2 separate regions of the Homo sapiens genome follow, and region 1 is linked to region 2. The links are chromatin contacts, found by Hi-C or POLR2A ChIA-PET in ENCODE. All regions are on one chromosome and are shown on one strand. The core of a region is the stretch at or near the end of the contact, and the rest is flanking DNA. Distances in the headings are between cores, read along the strand shown. Region 1 overlaps AP3B1 (adaptor related protein complex 3 subunit beta 1). Region 2 has its middle 77 kb from the start of TBCA.

Region 1 (6,582 bases), core at 105-2,604, 260 kb before region 2:
TAGGTTGTGACAAGGGGGGGGTTTTGCTGAAGGGGAAGTGAAAGGAAGTCACAAAAATAGTATTGAGCAAAGAATTATAAGTGTACATACATCATAAGAAATTGAGACTATTCACTTTTTAAAAATATTGGGCATTTTGCATAATAGAGTGTGTTTTAAGGCTTCAATTAAAGAGTATACATTCTTTAGTTAGTAAGAATTTGCGTAGCCATTTATTTAAAAACAAATGGAACCACTTATATAATAAAATAATAATGCTTTTTGGTAATAACATTTTTAACACTGAATTTTGCCTGCTTAGCAGGAAAAAAATAAAGTATAAATTGCAAAAATATAGTTATTAATATAAAATGTATTCTATCTGATTTCAAGTCTAGTTAAAAGAATAAAAATATAGAATTCAGACCTAACGATAATTATCTTTTTGGTCTTTAATAATCACCCCCTTCCTATAACTGGACCATGTTCATGCTAGACTTCAAGTATAGTATTTTTATATACAACTGTGTTATTCTGTTTGTTGAAAATATGGCCAAACTCTGCCTTTGATTCAGTTCAATTTCTTCTTAATCCAATATTGTTTTCGTTTATTTGTTCTGTTAACTGGAATCTCTTCAATATGTTATCTGAGTAGGCAAGGATGAAAATTAATTTATTGAAGTAGACAATTGCCCTCCCCCATCCAGAGATTTATTGTTAAAGAATGTTTTAAAAATTGGCTAGTATTTGTCTTGCCTTATTTCACATTTTCTTGCATATATTAAAACCTATCTTAAACTTGAATTTATATTTAAAACTTGTGTCTGTATATAAAATAACCTGAGATTTTTATTTTTAAAAAATTCACATAAAATCTTAAGAGATTTTATGGTTTATTAATCTGGCCTCATATAAAAACTTATCACTTAGTGAGTCTGATGTACTCTCATTTCATACTTACATCAAATTACCAGAAAGTTTAAAATGTTATTGAAAATAAAGAGAGTTACAAATCGACAGTAAATACAACCCAGAGTAAGAAGTATTTTTTAAAAATGACAGAACAAGAAATCAGTGAGTGTCAAGTGGTAGAAGTTATTCTTAGGAAATTTTGTAACAGTTGAAAAATTATAGACTTCAGTGCCTCTGTAGTATTAGAAGCAGAGCTTTAGGATCCCATTAAAAAGCCACAGTGGTTGAACATCATGTTGTGTTGTACCCCTTCCTCCCCCTGAAAAAAACAAAAGAAGATAAAAACCACAGGGGCACTCCAGGTCAGTGATTCTGTTTGTTTCTTCTTTGTCAAAGACTTTCAGTGATCAGATTAAATCTCTTGATAGTTAAAAATATTTTCCTATAGAACGTCAGTATAAAAAACCTCAAACTATTGCAGTGAACCAAGGCCTTTGAGAAATTCGGGTTTCGCTCACATTGTTGATAGTTTTGTGTTCATGTGTTTCCCTTAGGTGGCTTATTTTCTTTATATTAGAATGCCTTTTCCCATCTATAATAGGCATACAGGACTGTGGAGTTTTTTGCTTTAGTTTAGCAACTGGAATAAGTACTCTCCACCTTGGAGCTACCATAACTACTTATTTATTTCTGTTTCTTTCTGAATGATTTGGTGTATACCATGCAATTACAGAATATACCTATTTTCTAATAATAGGTGACTATAATTGTGGAAAAGTCCTCCTTGCACCAAGTGTTGTGGCTTCTGCCCTAAATTATGAGTAATGAAGGCAGATGGTGGGTACTTTACTTTAATTTAGCATGACAATATGTTAGTGCTGAAAATTCATATGCCTTATATCTGCAGCCTAACTAAATCTATATTTTTACTCTTTCTTTTCTTTTTTTTCATCCAGACAATGTGTTTTGAGGGCACTGAGCATGAAAATGCGACCTAGGAGTTACCTTGAATATATGGCTTTCAAAACAGTTAATTTTTATGGTAGTCCTATGAGATAAGCATAGTGTTCTACTTGTTGGGAGAGAATATCTTTGTTTCAGTTTCCTCATCTGTAAAGCAGACATGCTAGTACCTACCTTACTTCTTTCAAGTGTTATGTTAAAAATAAAATATGAAAGATCAATGTAACACACTATGTAACTATAAAACAACAGTTTTAACATTTTTAAAAATTCCATAAAAGATCAACAGTATTGGAGAACATCAAATGCTAAAAGTAACCTAAATTTTTTGGTAACTCTTAAGTATCCTGCTCTTTTTTTTTCACTCTTTTTACACTATTCAAGTTGTAAGGCAACATTTAATTCTGTTCCCTTACCTACAGCCTCTGAGCTTAGCCACTTTCCTTAGAAGACAGCTGCCATCCACGGTCAGTGTTTCTGCTCTCTAACTCACAATCTCCATTTACCCTACTTTTCCTTTGAACGCAGCTCTGTGTAAGACTCGCATCCACTTCCCCAAGGGTAACTCCTACTTCCTTTTGGTCTTGTTTTGTTAATAATCATCTGTCTCCTTTGCACCTTTAATCTCTTTCTCCATTCATTCCTTTTCTGCCAACTGTGGCATTCAGGTTTTTTCAGCATTTAAAGAGAGAGAGAGGGAGCATGGAGTGAAAAAAACAGAGTGTGTGTACATGAGTGAGAGTGAGTTTAGAAAAATATTCTACATATCCTCCATCTTGTACTTCTTAACCCAGTTATTTCCAACTCTATCCTACACATACTGCTCTCTGAAAAGGCAGCTATGATCCTTCCCCAAACCCAGTAGCCTTCTCTTAATCTTGATCTTTTTTTATGACTATTCCCCTACTACTTAAAAGTCTCTGCATCCCTTTTGTTCTTACTTTTTTGACCTTTCATTCTTTTGGTTGCTTCACTTTTTACACGCCTCTGACACCCAAGTGTGAATGTTGACCCCAAATTAGTACTTAGTACACATTAGTCTTTTGAGATATTAATTGATGTGAATGAATTTTTCTTTAATCTTCTTTTTTCCCTCTAAATTTTTCCTGTTGTGAGACCTCATTCACTCCTATAGCTTCAGCTAAAACATTTATATTAATTACTTCCATGGTAACATCTTTCAGTCTTTACATTAAGTTTCAGCTTTTCTTCCCAAATTCATACCAAATTTTTAGACCTCTCTGAGGCTACTGGTTTTCCAAACCTAATACAATCAAAAGACATGCTCTACCATTTGTCACCAGCATTCTTTTCATTCTCCCAGATCTGAAGCCCCAGAATTATCTCTGACTACTCTGTCATTCTGTATGTTTAGATAGTTACCAACTCCTATATGTTCTGTGCGTTATTTCTCATGTCTGTTTCTTCTTTCCCTACTGCCACTATTCTAGATTAGCTCTTCATTACCTGCATAGACCATTGCCATTGGTCATCCTCTGACCAATGCTTTCCCAACCCCAAGTCCTTCTATACAACTGCCAGATGGATATTAAATTCACCTGTCCTGATGGCCCACTGCCATTTGAGTTCAGTAAACTCAGGCTAGCTTGCCCAAACCTACCTTGTCTTAACCCTACCCACCTTGTGTTCTTTCTTTCTTTCTTTCTTTCTTTTTTTTGAGACAGAGTCTTGCTCTGTCACCCAAGCTGGAATGCAGTGGCATGATCCCAGCTCTCTGCAGCTTCGACCTCCAAGTCTCAGGTGATCCTCCCACCTCAGCCTCCTGGGTAGCTGGGACTATAGGCATGCACTACCATGCTTGGCTAATTTTTTGTATTTTTAATAGAGAGGGGTTTCTCCATGTTGCCCAGGCTGGTCTCGACCTCCTGGGCTCAAGCGATCCACCCACCTCAGCCTCCCAAAGTGCTGGGATTACAGGCATGGGCAACCGTGCCCAGCCACACACACTAAATTCTAATCCCAGTGGAATATTTGTGGTTCTATTAACACTCTGTATTCTTTCCTATTTCTATGCCTTTGTTCTTTCTTTTTGCATCATTTACTACACAAAATAAAAGCTAGGGAGAAAGTGGCCTCATATCACTGTGACCCTCCACTTCTCCTAGTTGGGAATGGCTGCAGGGAATGAAAAATGTTACTGATGATGGGGTATCACTCATGTGAATGGGATAGTCAAAAGGGTGAGAACCACAGGTGGATTATTTATGTTCTTAAAATGCCCCAGCATATTCACGAGGCACAAAACTATAGTCACACATTCAGGTGCCATGTTTGTTTGTTTGTGTTATTGATTGGAATATGTCCTCATTTGAGGTCAGATGTTGTTAGTAATGACCATAGAAAATTTCCTTGTTTTAGTTATAATTATGTTGATTGATAAGCGTATTTTATGTGTAGGTGTTATTTTCTGAGATATATTTAATTGAGAAATATTTTTAGTATAGTCCTTTCAATGAAGTAATTCTTTTGTTCCAAATAACACCTATAACAAAATTACTTTTAGTAATTCCTTATTTTAAGTGATTTCACATACTTTACACAATGTAAAGGGGAAATTTTTTTTTATATGAAACAGTGGAGAGAAAATTCAGTGATGTAGACCACATTGTGTCAGGAAGAGATTCACATTTATATCACTTTATCCTGTTTTTGACCAATATAATTAAGTTATATTCTGCTTGTAGTTAAAATTATGTGAACAGATGGTGAAAAAATTTATTTAAAATAATGCTTTTAAAGTTTCCAGGATTTTTATCCTTCATGAAACCTAGGCTTCAGTGTTCTTACAACTACCCAGTATATTAGAGTGCTCCTCCACACCATAGTTATTTCAGCTACGTTGTTAGTCCACTATTCGCACCTTATTCATGATGCAATATTCTAGTTATATCTGTAGTGTCTGTGTACTAATGGCTGAAGATTTAGATACTCTATGATTAAAATGATAAAAACTTTAAATTATGATTGTAATTTATTGTGAGTAAATTTTATGTATTTTCCTTATATGAACATTTTAATTACATAAACTATATAAAGCATAATAATCTACCAATGTGAAATAAATATTAAGTATTTAATGTACTTGCACTTAATAATACTTAATATTAAAAGCATTTCAGTATTTGAATTAAAACTAAGATTAAGGTACATACTAGCTATGAAGAAAATAGTACCAACTGTATATACGTAGCAGTGTTTGAGTTGCTCTTGTCAGTTGTTTTTATCTCAGGTTATATTTGTGTCTCAAAACTTTGCTAATTCCTTTTGGGAGGTGCAAAGAAACTGAGTGAATCTCTTAGGTGCTCTAACGATCAGTCACTAGGATTTGACTGGTGTCTGAATGTCAGTAAATGTTAAGATTTGCCTTAATAAAAGATTTTGGCAATAAAGATCTTTTATTTGAAAGATTCTTGGGGATAAAGTAAATTTGGCATGTGGTGTGAAATAAATCATGGATAAGAGTGAAAGGAACAATTTTTTGATTGGTTTTATGTTCTATTTGAAAAGTAAGCAAGTTTTAGTTATGTTTTTACAACTATTTTTGTATGTTGCAATTATATAACTTTTATAAATATTGAAGAATATTGGGTTTTACTGTTATAATGCAAAGCCTTGCCTCTCAGTTTATGTCTTTCCTGATTTCATTTATATTTTAAGTTCTCTAAAATAAAAATATTATTCAATTGCAGTTGAGACCTTTGAAAGGAAGTGAATGCCATTAAGCAGGCTTTCTTATTGAAGTAGGCGTACTCTAATAGGAAAAGATCTGTTTTAGTGGGTTAGACTTCTTTTTAACTTATAAAGAAGTCTCAATTTACTAGCAGTGTACTTTTGTTTTAAAGCACAAGTTTAAGTGTTAGCCTCAGATTTTTAAAATCATATTTGTCAGTTAACTTGAAGGAAAAAAGTCATTAAATTATCTTTGGTTGATAATTCTAATTGAAAATATTTCATGCAAATATCTTGTCCTGTGAGGCTAGAAATTAGCTTTGACTTCTTGTTGATTTCAAAGCACAGTATGGCTTTGACAGACTTTACATACTGCTTATCCTATTTTATAGTTTCAAATTTCAAACCTCTTTACAATGGTTTCCTCTTAGAATGCATATTTGATGCTTGTCATGTCAGATCTTTTTTGCTATTTGCCTTTTTTTTAATCAGCATGAAAATGAACATGCATAATACATTAACAAATCTTTTCAGGTGTATTGTAACATATTTTTGTTTGTATTATTTGGAGGTTAATAAGTATTTCCAGGATCTTTTATTTATTATTTGAAGTGAAATACATTAAATAGAAATCAGTTTTTTTGACCCTGTGACTTTGTATTGCATTTTGAAAATGTTGATGTGTTGAGGTGTATAATTGAATACCATAGAAACAAAATGGAGATTTGAGGATGATGAATTGATAACTAGGTATTTTTTGTGGTGAGATTCTAAGATCAGTTACTGTTGTCCTTATAAAAGTCTAATACAGTCACTCAGCTGTTAAAAGCCTAATCCTCTATTTAAAAAAATATACAAAAACAAATTGTCTATCTTTCTGCCTGATCTCTTCTCAAGTACTAACACAATGGAAACAGTGGGTGATCTGTCAATGTGTTTGGTTTGTCGATGATGGTTTTGTATAAATATTGGGAGGGTAAGAAATAAAATCGCACAGTAAAATATGATTTCATCTGCCTTTTCTCTGCAGCTCCATGG
Region 2 (6,341 bases), core at 2,455-4,954:
CCCACAACAGGCCCCGGTGTGTGATGTTCCCCTTCCTGTGTCCAGGTGTTCTTATTGTTCAATTCCCACCTATATGATAAAGGGGATAGGCTACCTCTTAAATAACCTATAGGAAACAGGCAAACAAGACAGGAGGGTGTTCCTGGTGCAAACTGTGATTAAAGTATGCAGGGGGGTGTTCTGAAACAAATCTTGCTGGAATACAGGGCTCAGTGGGTGAGCAGTGGGAGATAAGTTTGGACATGAAGATGAGCCAGATTATTGAAAGACTTGAAAACAGGTTCATAGAGTTTGGACTTTATTCTCTATGAAAGGGTGAGATGTTGGTGTATTTAGCATGCAAGACGAATTTGATGAGAGCAGGGTAATATTAACATTAGCTCGTCTGCCCCAGGCAGAATGAACTGATTAGGCAAGAGACTAGAGCCAGAGCAGATAGTTTAGGAGACTACTGTGATAATCCAAGTGAAAAATGATGATGGCCTCGATGGAATAGTTGGTGATTGAAAAGGAGAGACAGAAAGAGAGGCAATACAAGAAAATCTATAAGAATAACCTATTAAAATGAAAATCCTAAAAAAATTTTGCTGGATAAACCCAAGTTAGGAGGTTTTGTTATCTCATCACTTTCCAGCAGTTTTTGTAGTGTGAAGACTTTTTCAGCATACATTTTTCTGAAAAAAACAGATGAGAAGGGGAGCCCACACATGAAGGCTTCAGCCCAAAATGTTCAGAGTAAGGAACCAAGGAAAGGGTTCCTGTAGAGGGATTGCTATGGCTTTGTTTCCTACAAGCTTCTCCTCTGCTGAGAGGAAGCCCACAAACTGCAGGGAATCTGACTTTCTCCAGGAATGAAAGGCTATGTTTGATCTTGGGGTGGGGACTGGCCTGGGGAGGACAACCATTTCCTGCAGTCTCACAAACCACCGGAATCTTCTTCTCTGTGGATTTAATTAGATCCAATACTTAGTAAACGATCATATTTCCAGCCCTAAACCTTACAAATTGGTCTTGAGCTATATACAATGATGGCGACAAATGTTTCCTGGGGGTTGAGGGTGGGAGGTGGGGGTAGGAAACACACACACACAAAAACCCCACAACAACATTTTTTTCTTTTTCTTTCTTTTTTTTTCTTTTTTCTTTTTTTTTTTTTTGAGACAGAGTCTCACTCTGTCGCCCAGGTTGGAGTGCAGTGGCTCGATCTCACTGCAACCTCTGCCTCCTGGGCTCAAGCGATTTTCCCACCTCAGCCTCCTGAGTAGGTGGAATTACAGGTGTGCACCACCACACCCGGCTAATTTTTGTATTTTTAGTAGAGATGGTTTTTGCCATGTTGGCCAGGCTGCTCCTGAACTCCTGACCTCAAGTGATCTGCCCACCTCGGCCTCCCAAAGTGCTGGGATTACAGATGTGAGCCATCATGCCTGGCCAAGAAAACAATGTTCTGATTTAAAGGAACTGGAGTGGTAGGTTTTTTTCTTTTTTTCCCCCCAATCTTGATTTTCACCAACGTTTTTACTGTGGAGGTTTAGGTCATGTGATTAACCATGTGATTAACTCAGATTTAGACCATTCTGAGAAAGCTTTTGCAGTGGGAATACTGTCCTGTTCATAATAAGCACAACAAAAAACTTACAGATATATTTATATAAAGGAAAAACCAAAATAGGTGTAGGGTAACATTGAAAGCTTAATGCTTGCACAAAAGTCCTCTTTGTTTAAGTTTCTTTTTAAAAATGAACTCACAAAAAAGGTGCAAAAATTAATACTGTGTCCTGGTCCTAAGCTTGAGGCAGATCCTGCATCTTCAATTTAATCTTCTTTTGTGTTCCTTATTCACCCCAGTGATTAGAGGTGGCCTTAAATTTCAGCACTTAAGTGGTGCTTCATGACTTCTTGAACAGGTTAAATAAATAATATCTATATCCCCCAAATTTAACATGACGTGTTGTTAAATGAAGAAGAGAATGAACTATTATCCTTTGTATTTGAAGATTATTCTACTCATGGTGATCACTGATCATGTGTGCAAGCTAGAAAAAGATGTGAATGACCTGCTCCTTTTCATGCTGTAATCGAAGGAGGTCTGGGCTAATTTTCAACTCTGCCCTCAAGATCCTTCTTTACATGTTATCTTAATACTAATGTCACAATAATACTACTACTGCTACTTATAACAATAGTGATCATGATGATGCTGCCACCAACAACAGTATAATAGTAGGAGACTTAATACCCAATATTCTTGTTGGATCTTTTATCAAAATACTGTGATATGGGCAAGGATGTTATTGCCCCTATTTTCCGAACGTTGGACACCGTGGTCATCTGTCTTTTACTGTTCTCAAGAATATTTAAATTAAAATGGAAAAACACCTATTTAATTCACTTTAAATATTAGTAAAATAATATCTTTGCATTGTTCAAATTCTGTCTTAAGTGACTGACTGGTTTTCTTCTATTTGTTTCCATCCTCAAATGATACCTTTCCATCCACAAAAGACTGAACCAAAGACACAGCTCCCATTTTCCTATTCGTTTTTTCATATGGAAGTTTAATGGTGATTTTATTCCAAACCTTGCACAAACATAAATACTGCATTAAAGGAAGATGAATTTATTTTGACCTTTACTGAAAATGCACTGTGAAACAAAGCACTTAAGCATTTATAGCCTGTTAGACACTCACATTACCCACTTCCATGTAGATAAGAAAGTCTTTCCCAGCAAAAGTAATGTTCACAAGCAGAGCAGTTTTACGGGGCACTTAACTGCAAAGCCAGATATTATCATGTTCTTCACTATGAGTCTGTTTTGCTTGGTTTTATGCATCTAAGATCTATAGAAATTAAGGGAGTATCTAAAAATGTTACATTCAAGAATCATAGAGGATGACTTTTTTTGATGGGTTTTGATGAAAATACAGGATATCTGCAACAAAATACTTGGGGAAAAACATTATTTATTAGAAAGGAGATGGAGTGTTTGGGGATTTTGTTTGGTTTCTTTTGAACTAGTTTCTCCCATCTCCCTCCTGTAAAGAAATTGGTGGCATTGTTTCAGTAATTTTTGGTTAAAAGTGGGTTCCACTTCTATTTATAATTATTAACATAACCTGTCCCCTTAAAATAGACCACCCTTTCTTTGCATGGGCAGAAATGAGTATTTTGTGCATTTTATTTTTTGCCATGATCCTTCTCCTTTAGTCATAAGCCTCTGACTGCAGAGCTATTTCCTCCATCTAGATTCTTGTGTCAGAGAGTTGAGATGTTAAACCACAGCAACCATGAAACTTTAAAATCTCTGATGCATGATGAATGGGTGCTGGGCAAAGCAGCTTAAAATCTATGCTTTTGCTTCTCTTTAAACACTTTAAATTGACAGCGCCATAGATCAAACATTTTTACTGAGAGGAGAAGCTTTGGCAATTTAACTTAAACAAGTGCAGAGTTACCATCATCTCAAGACCTCACCCCTCCACAATTACCCCTTCCACCTAGCAGATTGGGTACATTTCTCATTGAGAGCAAGTGTGTGTGTGTGTGTGTGTGTGTGTGTGTGCGCTCGCGCGCGCGCAGTTATGCTACAGGGCAGCGGCCTGTAACCGGGCGGGTATAACACCCCATGCAACTTCCCCCACCGACCCCCATCCCACCCAGTCTCACCCCCAAGGAGGTTAGCCGGGGGATTCCGCCCGCGGCCCGGGACGTCGCGGAGCATGCGCCATGGTCCCGCCTCCGCCCACCGTTACCACAGCCTTCCACCTCCCCTCTCTCCTCATCCTCCTCCTCCTCCTCTCCCTCCCCACCCCCCTCCTGGAGCAGCGAAGTTGGCGCGCTGCCCATTCAGGCGTTCAGCGTCAGCTCCTCAGGGATCAGCAGGCAAAGTCACAGTCTGCACAAACAGAGCTTTCAAATTCATAAAATTCATAGGATTTTTCACAAATGAATGAACACAATTTTCTACCAATTTCCTCATTATGCAAATATGCAAAATATCAAATTTAGGCCAATTAGGGTCCTCCACAGTCCCAAATTCACCCGTTTAAGCCATAATTGCAGAAACTATCAAATAATTACGGTCGCTAATTGGAAATATTTGTGACAGATACAACAAATTCTTGCACAAATTACATTTCATTCGAGGAACCACTGCGCGCCACTGAAATTTTATCGAAGTCTAATTTAACTTACATAATGAGTTGAATTGAGTACTTGTTATCAAATTTGAGCAATTCATAGCCCCGTAATGTGGAATGATCAAATAAATTAAAAGGGAATTTATTCAATATTTTGTTGTGATCCTTTTCTCGGAACCATTGCTATTTTGCAGGGAATTTCCTCCTCCCGCGGCCCGGGGCGGGTGCCTGGTGTCACTGAAGCCCCGGCGGTGCCCGCGGCGGCGGCGCGAGGAGGCTGCGGGTGGCGGGGAGCCGGGAGCCGGGAGCCGGGAGCGAGAGTGCAGAACCCCAGCTCCGAACCGCAGCAGCCTCCGCGCCGCGAGCGACCGGGCTGACGCCCTGTCGGCGTCCAGCTCCGCAAGCCCCGGGCTGTCGGAGGCCCGCTCGGGCCCTTTGCTTTGTTTTCATTAATTGGGTGGAGGGGTCACCGAACACTTCCGGGTGAAGCAAGGGGGAGTCCTAGAAAGGATTTGACTTCTGGAAGTGTAAACACACGCGCGCGCACTTGCACACGCGCCTACACACGCACTTCTCGCGCGTGCACACACGCACACATGCACGCCGCGCACACCCACACCACACACGCACACGCCACATAGACACTTGATCACACGCGCACACGCCACGTGCAGGCACACACATTGTCCCTCTTACACACCCACCACACAGACACACACCCACATACACGCGCGCGCGCGCACGGGACCGCCCGCACCTCGCGCCGGCCTGTAAAAGCCTTGCTGGAGTAGAGCAGAAGCGCGCCCCCTCGGAGTTCCTCTCTCCTGAGCCGGCCTGCCAAGGGTTAACTGCTGGATGGAGGGTCCTGCGATGGTCGCGCGCACAGTGTCCCACGGGCACAGTCACACATAGACACACACATACACACACTCTGGGAGAGGGAACGCGCACTCGCGCTCCCTGGCCTTTGTGTGTGTCCTCGGGAGAGGTCCAACTCCGAGTAATTGAATGGCACTCTAACCAGTAGTCTAAACCCTCCCTGACACGCGAATCCACGCGGCCCCTCTGCACGCATGTCCCTCGCGTGCGGCAAACACACGGGCTGCCGGGATCACCCTCTCCCGAAGGTCAGCCTTGCAGAGAGGGCATTCATTTTCACTTTGCACAGTCGCGCAACACACTCACTAGCACATTTTTTTCCAACTGCCTGTGGCCTCGTTGGCGGGTTATAAATGTCTCCTTCTCCCTGTGATTTGTTTAATCCGTGGAAATGGTGCTGGTCCTATGTAAACAAGCCAAGTGCGGAATGAAGGCAGTCACCCATGCGTGGCCAGCCTGCCTATTTGTCAGAAAACCTTCATAAATACTGAGCTGGGGCTGGGCAAGGATGTGATGTCTCCATTTTTGCCAGGAAAGGGCACGAGGAAGACAAAGCGAGGCACGGCAGCGTGTAACCTTTAAGGGACAGATAGTCTGGGAGCTCGGAGGAAGCTCTTGGGCTAAGTCAATGAGGGAAAATGACGGATGCGGGGCTGACTGCGCGCCTGGCGTCGGCTGGGCGGGAGGAGACAAGGCCCGGGCGTTTTTATACCAGGGAGCACACAGATAAGGGCCACATTGCCTCAGGCCGGGCCCGCGAGCCCGAGGCCTTATGAGGCCTTACGGCTGGGCCAGAGTTGCTTCTTGAGAAGCGAATCTCAGACACCCGCAGGTCTGCAGGCGCACCACCCCTCCTAGTAAACCCGTCCAAATATTTTATTTCCAACCTCACCTGGTTTCATTCAAAGCAAATTCCTGGTGTCCCGGGCAGGTAGACATGGAGCAGAGCTGCGGACCCATCTCTCGATTTGTCAAAACGTCCGTGGGTGACCTGTCCAAGCTCTGTTTGCCCACCCCTAGACTTATGATCCAGCTCCCAAACCTGCGCTTTTTTTTTTAAAGAACAATGCATATGTGGCTAATTACACACTCCTAACAAAAGCAGTAATTACCGCCTGTAATTATCATCGTCCTTATTTAGAAAAAATGTGAGAAAATGTTGAATATTAAAACATGAAAGCAGCTATTAATCAAACCTTTACACCTTCTTTAACTCAGGCGTAATGGTGGGTATTATCATAAATCTACTCTGATAGTAACACAAGAATAATGAGTTCAGTAATGATAGCGATGATGATCATAATGATTTTAACCAACAAAG

Evidence for each region. Hi-C counts contacts between places; a loop is a spot of excess contacts on that map. ChIA-PET counts read pairs that join two places held with the same protein, here RNA polymerase II (POLR2A). Pooled maps may share reads with other maps.
Region 1: a loop to region 2 is called in a map with no recorded cell type, with 3 times the contacts of the local background. The contact joins two enhancer-like sites. A Hi-C loop is called at or near these places in 2 of 37 single-sample maps with no recorded cell type and 4 of 50 pooled maps. POLR2A ChIA-PET finds 5 or more read pairs at or near these places in 2 of 52 experiments (OCI-LY7 and activated T-cell).

Annotation. Positions count from the first base shown.
Region 1 is chr5:78,103,408-78,109,989 of GRCh38, reverse strand. All of the region lies in intron 20 of AP3B1 (adaptor related protein complex 3 subunit beta 1), which reads left to right. Among named protein-coding and RNA genes, the nearest start is that of AP3B1, 190 kb to the left of the region's middle. Within about 2 kb of position 1,354, at least 3 of the 41 ENCODE cell types and tissues checked have a DNase peak (open chromatin) inside an H3K27ac peak, as active enhancers do.
Region 2 is chr5:77,850,099-77,856,439 of GRCh38, reverse strand. No RefSeq gene overlaps it. Among named protein-coding and RNA genes, the nearest start is that of TBCA, 77 kb to the right of the region's middle. RefSeq lists enhancers at 4,224-4,731, 4,732-5,241. Within about 2 kb of position 3,704, at least 5 of the 41 ENCODE cell types and tissues checked have a DNase peak (open chromatin) inside an H3K27ac peak, as active enhancers do.